Regions from separate parts of the Homo sapiens genome. Here region 2 is linked to region 1. Evidence: read pairs that join two places in POLR2A ChIA-PET (ENCODE). Cell type or tissue: MCF 10A. All regions are shown on one strand. Links, peaks and the distances in the headings refer to the core of each region. The heading gives the core; the rest is flanking DNA. Region 1 has its middle 21 kb from the start of KLLN. Region 2 overlaps PTEN (phosphatase and tensin homolog).

Region 1 (5,386 bases), core at 112-5,111:
GAAGGACAAGTCCTTATAATTGGAGTGGAACTGGACTAGAACTAGGCTATTGTCTCAAGTGGGACGAAGACTCTAGAATAGATCAGTGAGCTTTGTACCTAAGGCAATTTCATGTTATGCTCTATTGCTTTCCACCAAATGGGCTTCTTTCTTTCTTCCCCCCCGCCGCCCCCAGTAATCTTCTCCATCTCATCCATTCCCTCTTCTTTTTCTCTTCCTCACAGTTTTTATATCTGTGAACCTGGATGAATTAGTAGATTTAAAGAAGTAATGGGATTGTAAAAAGCTGCTGATCTTTATCCTCTTTAAAAATCTGTCAACACCTCTCATCTTTTCCTTGTATGCTGCCTTCCTATTCCTGTTCCACCTTTCCATATTGTCCTTCACTTCATGGCCAGGCTTTAGCCCTGCCAGTGGTGGCCAGAGACATGAATTAACTCTGTTTGAGTCATTTAGGAATAAAAAGATTATTACTGACCTCAATTCTAGAATAAAAATACTGTAGTTTTTCTCTCCCACACTATAATTTTACTAAAATGTTACATTGTTCCAGAGTTAATCAGGATACTCTGTGAAATTAAACCTTAATTGTGATTTGGCTACTTCCATCTTAGAGAAAATTAAAAGAGAAATATTAGAAAATGATAATTTCAGGCTGGATGCAGTGGCTCATGCCTATAATCCCAACACTTCGTGATGACAAGGCGGGAAGATTGCTTGAAACCAAAGGTTTGAGATGAGCCTGGGCAACATAGTGAGACCCTGTCTCTAAAAATAAAAGTAAAAAATTAGCCGGGTGTTGTGGTGTGCCCCTGTAGTCCTAGCTACTTGAAGGCTGAGGTGGGAGGATCACTTGAGCCCAGGAGGTTGAGGCTGCAGTGAGCCATGATTGCGCCATTGCACTCCAGCCTAGGTGACAGAGTGAGACCCTATCTCTGAAAAAGAAAAAAGAAAATGATAATTTCATCAGAACTTGTTTGAAAGAGAAACGTTAGTTTCTTGAACAAAATTAGGAGTGCACATTTGAGGGAATTTTGGTTATTTCTACTGCAACTGAGGAAACAGGTATATTACTATGTTTGATTTGTAATTAACTAGGCCTCATAGCCCTTTTTTCACCCCTTCAGGGAACAGAATATTTCTTAAGTTTGACATTTCCTCTGTTGATGTTCCCTTTGGAAAACATAAAATATAAATAGTGATTAAGGTCTTTCCAGATAGTGTCCCATACCAAAGTGTAGAAAGAACATACATAATGTCCCATACCAAAGCGTAGAAAGAACATAACATGACATGATAATGTAAAGTAATATATGATGATATTTTTATCTCAGGGCTATATTATATCCAGCTGATAAGTTGTATTTGTATGTTTGTTTATAATTGAAAAAGTATGTAGTCTTTTAGTCACGGAGCTTATGAGTACTTAACTGAGCATCTCTCTGATACGTAAAAAAACTGCTAGCATGAGAAGTACAAAGGTACAAAGATTTACCTAGTAATTTTTTTTTTTAATCTCTAAGAAACTTCAGTGGAAGCAGGACTGCTTCCACTGTAGTGAAAGCTAAGATGTAGTTAGGAGTTGTCAAGCTTTACACTAGAGCCTATATGAAGTTTTGATTCTAAGTGTTAATGTACCTTCTGACAACTGTGAATGAACCTTGTTCCTGGGGAGCGCGTTCTGGTTTTCTCTTTGCACAGTTAAGCTGAGACTAGCATCATTCTAGTTTGCAGGTGACATTCTCTGGGAAGCTAGTCTATGGGGGAGATGACATCTTCTGAACCTAGTCCCCACAGAGAACTTTGAATGAGTGGAATCAAGAGGTTGCCTGCATTCTTGCTCATGTCACAATGCTGGACATGTGACTTCAGAGAAGCATGTGCCAGGTCAATATGATTGGGCTGTTCTCACAATACAAGGCCTTGACCATAGAGTGATTCAGAGGCAAATGCAGCCTTCTTAGACTCTTAACCAAAACATTGGCATGACATAAAATTATAATTAATAAAAGATATACAGTTATTTCAAAAGTACCGTTTTATTGGGACATCTCAAAGGACTAAGAAAATGTTTATTTTCTTATCTCCTATCTTTTGTTAATAGCTGTTCATCGCTCATCAGCCTTTACTGAAAGCTTATCATGTATCAAACAATATGCCAGGTGTCAGAGAGGGCAGCAAAGAGAGTACAATTGAGTTAGATAGAGTACCTGCACTCAATAATAATAACAGCTAACACTTACATAGTGCTTTCTGCGTGCCAGGCTTGTCCTAAGTGATTTTACACACACACACACACACACACACACACACACACACACACACACACACTCCCTCACTCAGTCCTTATAAAAACCCACTGATAGGCCGGGTGCGGTGGCTCATACCTGTAATCCCAGCAACTTTGGGAGGCTGAAGCAGGCAGATCACTTGAGGTCAGGAGTTCGAGATCACCCTGGCCAACATGGTGAAACCTCATCTCTACTAAAAATACAAAAATTAACCAAGCATGGTGGCAGGTGCCTGTAATCCTAGCTACTCAAGAGGCTGAGACAGGAAAATCACTTGAACCTGGTAGGTGGATGTTGCAGTGTGCCGAGATCGTGCCACCACACTCCAGCCTGAGCAACAGAGTGAGACTCTATCTAAAAAAAAAAAAAAAAAAATTAAAAACCCAATGAGGTGGCTACTGTTATCATCCCCATTTTACGGATGAGGACATGGGTACATAGAGATTAAGTAACTTGCCAAAGATCTCACAACTGGTAAGTGGCAGAGCAAAATTTGAAAACAAACAATCTGGTTCCAGAAACTGTACTTTTAACCTCATGATAGCTTCCTGAGGAATTTATGATCTGAGTATATATAGTAAGTACCTCCCCTTTCAGGGTAAGGCAGTAGGTAATGGTGAACAGGGAAGCAAAAGGTGACTCAGGTTGAGTAAACAACACCAAGCATATCTGACTCAAGGAATGCTTCAGAGGCCAGGGGTGCATGCCTGTAATCCCAGCACCTTGGAAGGCTGACACAGGAGGATCACTGGAGCCCAAGTTCAAGACCAGCCTGCACAACATGACAAAACCCTCTCTTTACAGAAAATACCAAAATTAGGTGGGCTTTGTGGCGCATGCCTGTAGTTCCAGCTACTTGGGAGGCTGAGAGTTGGGAGAATCACTTGAGCCTGGGAGGTCGAGGCTGCAGTGAGCTGTGATCGTGCCACTGCACTCCATCCTAGGCAATAGAGTGAGACTCTGTCTCAAAAAAAAAAAAAAAAGAAAAAGAAAAAGAAGAAAAAAAGGAATGCTTCAGTCTGCTCCAAAGAAAAGAATGGAGTAATGTGAAGTATTAAATGTAGCAAGATGCCACTGCAGTAGCTCACACCTGTAATCCCAGCACTTTGGGAGGCTGAGATGGGAGGATCACTTGAGCCCAGGAGTTCAAGACCAGCCTGGGCAACATAGTGAGACCCCATCTCTTAAAAAAATAATAAAAAGTAAATAAAAATAAATGTAGCAAGAAATTAGAAATCTTTATGAACAGATGGCAATCCAGTTTAATGTTATGTGCATGGCCACAACCCTTATTCCACTACATCCTCCTTTCACATATATATTATGAAGGTTAATGAATACAATCATTGTGATAACATTTCTTTTCTCCCTTTCTCCCTCCTCTGGTAGAGTACTCACATAAAGGCTGCATTCACAATTGAGGTTAGAACTTGTCTAGGCATGTCTAGTGAGCAATGGGAGGAGTCTGCTAGGAAAGTACTTTCAGAATACTGGAAACCTTAGGGAGAAAACTCCTCCTGAAGGTAGAAAATTGCAGAAATTATAATAAAGCCTCAGCTGCTATAGGAGAAGGATAGCTTTAGTACTTTTGGTAGGGAAGCAGTGTAGCAGCAAATTTTAAGAGATATATGAGAGGTATTTAAGTGGATCATGCCTGTAGGTCATTTAGTAGTAGTATGCAATCAATAAATATTCATTATTACTTGTGTGACAGTGCTTACCCCACACTGTCCTTTATAGAAACATATTTGCAGAGACCTGGGGAGAAAATGCAAACATGCCAGAGGGCTTCATAAGACCATACATACCCTTTAATGACTCCATTAAGTGTTATCAACAAATGTTAGTAATAATAAATATAGTTATTATCATTATTGTTCTTATTACAGCCTCATTTTATGTTATTACTGATTTTTTAATGGGGTCAGTGAGAAAATAAGACTTCATTCTCAAAATATTCAAATGTCTAGTCAGATCCTGGCAGCAGCTGCAGCGGCTCTCCTTGCCATCTCCTTTTCACTTCTGGAAACATGGGCTCCCATGTGGCTGTCTTTGATGATGTCATCAAGGTGTTCAGTGACATGAAAGTGTGCAAGTCTTCAACACTAGAAAAGGTGAAGAAGCGCAAGAAGTTGCTGCTCTTCTGCCTGAGTGAGTACAAGAAGTACATCATCCTTGCGGAGGCCAAGAAGATCCTGGTAAGTAATGTGGACCAAACCATTGATGATCCCTATGCCACTTTTGTCAAGATGCTGACAGTAAGGACTGCCGCTACGCCCCTTATGACGCCACCAAGGACAGCAAGAAGAAGGACCTGGTGTTTATCTTCTGGGCCTCTGAGTCTGCATCCATTAAGAGCAAAATGATCTATGCCAGCTCCAAAGACGTCATCAAGAAGCAGCTAGGGGTCAGCACTGTCGTCTTCTTGGAGGGCAAACTTTGTGATCCCCTCCAGCGCCCTTCCTGGAGAATCTACTAGTCCCAGACCTGCCCTCAGGGATTGCAGGCTGCCCCCTTCCTGCCAGACTGGAGGGCCTGGGGGAATCCCAGCAGAGGGAAGGCACTCCCTTCACCCCAATTGCCAAACAGCCCCCCAACTCCCTGGATTTTCCTCCTCTCTCCATCCCTGACAGTTCTGGCCTTCCCAAACTGCTTGGATCTTCTGATTCCTCTTGGGTTGAAGCAGACCAAGTTCTCCCAGGAACCCCAGTTGGGGAAGGCCTATATATATATTTTAAAAACAACCCCACTCTCCACCTGTTCCTCCACCTTCCCATGCTACAACTTCTAACCACAACAGTGACTCTGTGCCTGTCTGTTTAGTTCTGTGTATAAATGGAATGTTGTGAAGATGGCCCCTTCCCATGCCAGCTGGTTCCTCTCCCTTGGTTATGGCCGCTAATGGAAACCGGACTAGTGAGCGACCTTTAATTTTTAAAAAAAGAAAATACAATAAAATAATACTCAAATGTTTAAGCAGATTTCCCAAAACAGAGTAGAATAGAATTCATATGAATAAGCAAACAATTTAATTGTTACTACTGGCATTATGTTATGGATTTTGCTTTCCTACAGAAAATAACTCCACAACTGAT
Region 2 (5,386 bases), core at 238-5,237, 75 kb after region 1:
TTGTTTTTTGACATTATCCATATCTTCCTTTAGCTTTTTGAGCACCTTTCAACATTTGTTTTAAAGTCTATGTCTAGTAAGTGTCTGCCATCTGATCTTCTCAGGCACAGTTTCTGTTAATTTATTTTTTTCCTTTTGGCCTATACTTAATGTTTTGCTTGGGGTAGTTTTTTTTTTTGGTATGCTTTGTGATTTTTGTTGTTGTTGTCAAAAACTGGAATTTGAATCTTAAAGAGTGGTAACTTTGGAAATTAGATTTTTCTCTTTTCTCTAAGATGTGCTATTTTGTTTGGTTTTTTTATTTGTTGTAGAGTATTTCTATGCTGGGTGTAATCTTAAGATCTTCTCGGCCTGTGTTTTTCCCTGGGCATGTGTAGTGACTTTCTAAATTGCCCTATGTATGCAGTTCTTTTGCAGTAGTATCCTCCTTAAATGTTTGGCTCCTAAAAGGCAAAATAAATAAATAAATAAATAAAAATTAAAAATTAAAAATAAATCAAAGGGGTGAAATAGCTCTGGATCTTTAAATCCCTGGAGCAATTTTTTCAGCCAATGGCAGTTAAATAATGATAGTCTGCCTCTGTGTCACATTTTGATCAGAAGCAGCAATTAGCAATCAGAACACAGATTCCTGATATTTGGAGGGCAAGGTCTTTGTTGCCAACCTTGACTCTTACAAACTGTGTGCAGGGTGCTCTGGGAACATGTGCATGGTTGCCTGCTTTGAGAGTGGGTGATGGGTAGCCGCGACGGCACAAAGAGCTGAAATTGACTCAAACTAACTGATTTACCATTCAAGTCTTTCCTTAGAAACTGAAAACCTGAATAGACTCCAGAGTTCCAGAATCACAGATTCTGCTTACAGTCGTCTAGGTGGGGAGATGGGTTCCTGGTACTTCTGATTCTGCCATCTTTCTTTGACTAATTTTTTTTTTTTGTTCTTGAGATGGAGTCTTACTCTGTTGCCCGCCCAGGCTGGAGTACAGTAGCATGACCTCGGCTCACTGCAACCTCTGCCTCCCGGGTTCAGGCAATTCTCCTGCCTCAGCTTCCCAAGTAGCTGGAATTACAGGCGTGCACCACCATGCCTGGCTAATTTTTTGTATTTTTAGTAGAGACAGGGTTTCACCATGTTGGCCAGGCTAGTCTCGAACTCCTGACCTCAGGTGATCAACCCGCCTCAGCCTCCCAAAGTGCTAGGATTACAGGTGTGAGCCACTGCACCCAGCTCTTAGACAAATTTTTTATTCCAAACTTTTTTTATTTTATCATTTGAAAGGTATATGTTTATTATTTTGTCAAAAATAATTTTAAAACGTATTCTTGAAGCTTATTTAGATCTGTTTCATAGGAACTGTGAAGAAAGTAAAGAATTTAAAAAATGAAGACAGATTTTCTCACCCTGCTTATGGGTGCTTCTCGTGCTAGCCTTTTGCAAGTGTCGGGAAGTGTAACCTGCAGGAGGCATCAGGGCTTTGGGCCTGCATGGTCTGAGTGCTGCCCTGTGAGTTTCAGAAGGCGCAGCAACCTGTATACCTGAAAGCCATCTCTGCTGGGGCAGGTACCTAGTGTCCCCACCTACCTGGGTCGTAGTCAGGCCCTGGGCAAGCCTGCTATGCTTTTCCTTCCCTAATCCCTCAGGGGTGGGATAGAGAGCACAGTGGCCTCCCAGGGAGGTAGAAGCTGCTCCAGACTAACAATCAGAGCTGCCAGTTCTTAATCCCCAAGACCGCCAGACTTCACAAAGACATACCGAGGTCTGTGCTGTCAGTGCCCCACTACTACACTCCCTTAAGTAGCCCCACATTCTTGTGCTTGTTTCTTTTTTCTGCTCTCTTTCCTTGCCCAGGTAAGAGGTCTGCCCATAAGGGATATTTTGCAGCATGTGAAGCTTTTTAAAAAGTTAGGCTTATTGAAGTATAATTTACACACAAAGTACAAAAAAAAAAAGACTGTGTTCTCAAATCTGTGAGTCATTAATGGGTTTAGATGTTTATATATTGAAATTATTGGAAGTAAGGTATGTTTATATTAGAAAGATTTGTAGTCTAGATTATCCAAGTTTTGGGAGTATTACCTCTCTGCTTTTGTTTATCTACTTTTTTAGTCTCTACTTTCCAAGTATCTATAGGCAAATTTTCCCATTTCCCTTTGGAAAGTGCTGTTTTCTTGCTTTTTTTCCGCCTTTCCATTGTGTCAGACTTATAAGGCAATCAGCCAACTGTGGGCATGAAATCCTTGGGAGGAAAGAGAAGGAAGTGGGAGGGGCAGCCATGGTGAATGTTTCCCTAAGTTATAGTCAAGTTCTTTGAGAGAACATAACCTCATCCCCTTTTTAAACTGTTGTAATACTTTCTTTTAAATAGATTGTTTATTCTCCTGCAAGTCTCACAGTTGTTCACAGTGGTAGGTAAGAAATCATAAAGTTCAAATATTAAAGGGAGCTCACAAAAGAGCATGGTTTCACCAGCCCTCACTAAAAACAAAATTATGGGAAAATGCTGTAAAAGAAACCAGAATTCTTGGTTGCAAATGATAGAAAGTGACTCTGATTTACCTAATCAGAAAGGAATTTTTAAAAAAGTATTAGGTAGGTCATAGTTTGACAACAAGACTTGGAAGATAGGTGGAAGCTAAGGGAAGCAAGACATGGCCCCAAGGTTTCAACAGGAGCAATCTGCTTAGGACTTTGCTGCTTGGACACTTGGTGTAATAGCTGCTGCCACTATGCCTCGAAACTGGTGACTCTGCTCATTAACTCACCTCCTCTGGTGATCTCTAGGAATAATCTCTGACTCTCCTGTACCTTGTCCTCACTAGGATTCGGTATCCACGGCAAAAAGATCTATTAATAGTTGGTATCAGGCCTGTACATGTGTTAAGAGAAAGATGAGGAAAGAAGTATCTGCTTCTAATCTCTTGAAATTATCTCCAAATTGAAATGGTATTTTGGTTGCCTAACAGCCTGAAGATGACAAATATCCCCTACAAATTTCTCCTATTTTACCCTCTTCCTAACTATATCTGTAATTTAAAGTTTCACATATTCTTTTGAAAATTGTTTTCATTGTTTACCCACTTTTTAAGAAAAGCAAATGGGAACATACTACCACTGTTTGGCCCCTTTCAAAAATTTTATATCTGAGGAATCTTCCATATTGTTGTGGACATCTACCTACCTGATTCTTTTATTAACTACCTTTTATTTCATTTTATGATCATGCTATCATTAATAGGCCCCTATGATGAATATATAAGTTGTTTCCAGTTTTTTTTTTGTCATTGAGAACAGTTCACATATGTATCTTGTTGTCTTTTCCAAGTATATCTTTAAGGCAAATTCTTAGCAGTGGAGTTGCTAGGTCCATTGCGTCTATGGTTTAAACTAGTGCCTTCAAAAATGGTATTTTATATACTCACTGTTTAAGAGTGCTTCTTCCTTCTATCCCCACTAACTTTGGCAAACTGAATAGTTTCAAACTTTAACTTTTTATAGCTTGTTGGCAAAAAATGGTATCTTGTTATTTGATCGTGTTTTTTTAATTGTGAGGTTTAGCGACTTTTTGATGTATTGGTCTTATGTACTTTCTGGTGTGTGTGTATGTATATACTGACCCTATTTTCAACTTATTTTTCTTTTAGTTTGTTTGTATTTTCCTTAATGATTTTCAGGAAACCAATTTTATTCTTTCTTCAGACAGTTGTCTAATGTTCTGCTTCTCTTGCCATTTGAATTTTGTGACTACAAAATTCAGATGAAACAATAATAGCATAAAGAACTTGGTGGGTTATCTTTTGTTTTGCATTATTGATTGTTTATTAAGAAATATTCTTTAAAAGTCACCTTGCTTAAATTAGCAAGTAGGAAATGCTTTCAATAAAGAGAACTGTCATGTACCCACTACTCCTTACTTACTGAATCATCTTCTTTTGGATAGAGAAGATAAAAGTGAAAAGGGAATTTAAGAGTTCCTGCCTTTTTCCTTGTCTTTAGCATTATATAGCTGTTTAATGTGTGGGAGTCTAATTTCTTTTTTCTTTCTTGAGACAAAGTCTCACTCTGTTGCCCAGGCTGGAGTGCAGTGGCACAGTCTTGGCTCACTGCAACCTCTGCCTCCCAGGTTCAAGCAATTCTCCTGCCTTAGCCTCCTGAGTAGCTGGGACTACAGGCATGTGCCACCATGCCCGGCTAATTTTTGTATTTTTAGTAGATATGGGACTTCACCATGTTGGCCAGGCTGGTCTTGAACTCCTGACCTCTAGTGATCTGCCTGCTTTGGCCTCCCAAAGTGCTGGGATTACAGGCATGAGCCACTGCACCTGGCCTAATTTTTTTATTGTTCTTTTTGGTGTGAACATTCTCCCCTCCTCCAAGCCTTTTGTTTTTACTATTTTCATGTTCCTTTATATGTGCTGCTGTTTTGTTTCATCTGTAATTATCTCTCATCCCCTTTTTTGGCTATTATAATATATATATGTACGTTTTGAATCTGAGCTTTGAAGGTAAATTCACTGCAGCTGTGTTGGTTGATTTTAGATAATTTGTGTATTTCCTCCTTTGTCTTTTTTAAACTGGAGTCATTTGTAGTTGTTTATACAGAATTTTAGTTTTTAAAACCACAAGTCTTTCATTATAGGTTGAGTTATGAATTCATAGCCTGTTATTTAAATGAAGCTTTTGAAATCTGTTTTACTGATCTGTATCATATCTAACTACGCCAGTATTTCCTTCCTTGTCTGACGTGAACTCTAAAATTATGTGAACACTTTCTCCCTGTTTCCTGGCATTTCCACTCAAACTTGTTCCTCATTCTTAGTTAGAAATATATCCAGAATTGTAGTTTCTTTCTAATCTAATGACAGAAGCAAATTAATCAAGCATGGCAAGAATTTATTGGAAAACTGCATGTAGTTGAAAATATGTTTAGTATATATTTTGACAGCTGTGAAGTCTCTAATTTTTACTGTACCTTTTCTCTGTTCCAATTTTATGCTCTATTCTAAGGATGTACCCATTTCTACTACCTGACTAGGGAGCATGTGTATTGTATCCCAGCAGATTTTTTTTTTCATAGATAGATATCCTTTAGATATCTGTTATCCAGTGTAGGTAGCCACTAGCCACATGTAGCTATCATTATGTTTAAATGTAAATAAAATAAAATAAATTTACTGAGTTGTTTTTGCTAGCTACATTTCTTGTGCTCAGTAGCTACATGTGGCTTGTGATTACTGTATTAAGACAGCACAGATACAGAACATTTTCATTATTGCAAAAGTTCTGTTAGACAGTGCTGTTCTATACAGTGTCATTCTGCCTCTCATTCTAAAAAGTTCTAATTCCTGAAGTTGATGTACTCTTTCTGTTGCTGTCCTCTAGCTTAAT

What was found. ChIA-PET counts read pairs that join two places held together with the same protein. Peaks named below come from ENCODE experiments on the same cell type or tissue, not always from the same donor. Only the 100,000 strongest peaks of a DNase experiment are listed, where the experiment ranks them.
Region 2: POLR2A ChIA-PET joins it to region 1 with 5 read pairs; 4 of 35 experiments call an interaction of 5 or more read pairs at or near these places.

The regions. Positions count from the first base shown.
Region 1 is chr10:87,839,549-87,844,934 of GRCh38, forward strand. It overlaps a transcript of ATAD1 not described here and the pseudogene CFL1P1. Among named protein-coding and RNA genes, the nearest start is that of KLLN, 21 kb to the right of the region's middle. RefSeq lists a silencer at 1,704-1,998 and an enhancer at 3,104-4,303. In MCF 10A, for the core only: no CTCF peak of the experiment used is centred there; DNase peaks (open chromatin) are centred at 2,933 and 3,723.
Region 2 is chr10:87,913,963-87,919,348 of GRCh38, forward strand. All of the region lies in intron 2 of PTEN (phosphatase and tensin homolog), which reads left to right. Among named protein-coding and RNA genes, the nearest start is that of PTEN, 53 kb to the left of the region's middle. In MCF 10A, for the core only: no CTCF peak of the experiment used is centred there; a DNase peak (open chromatin) is centred at 2,239.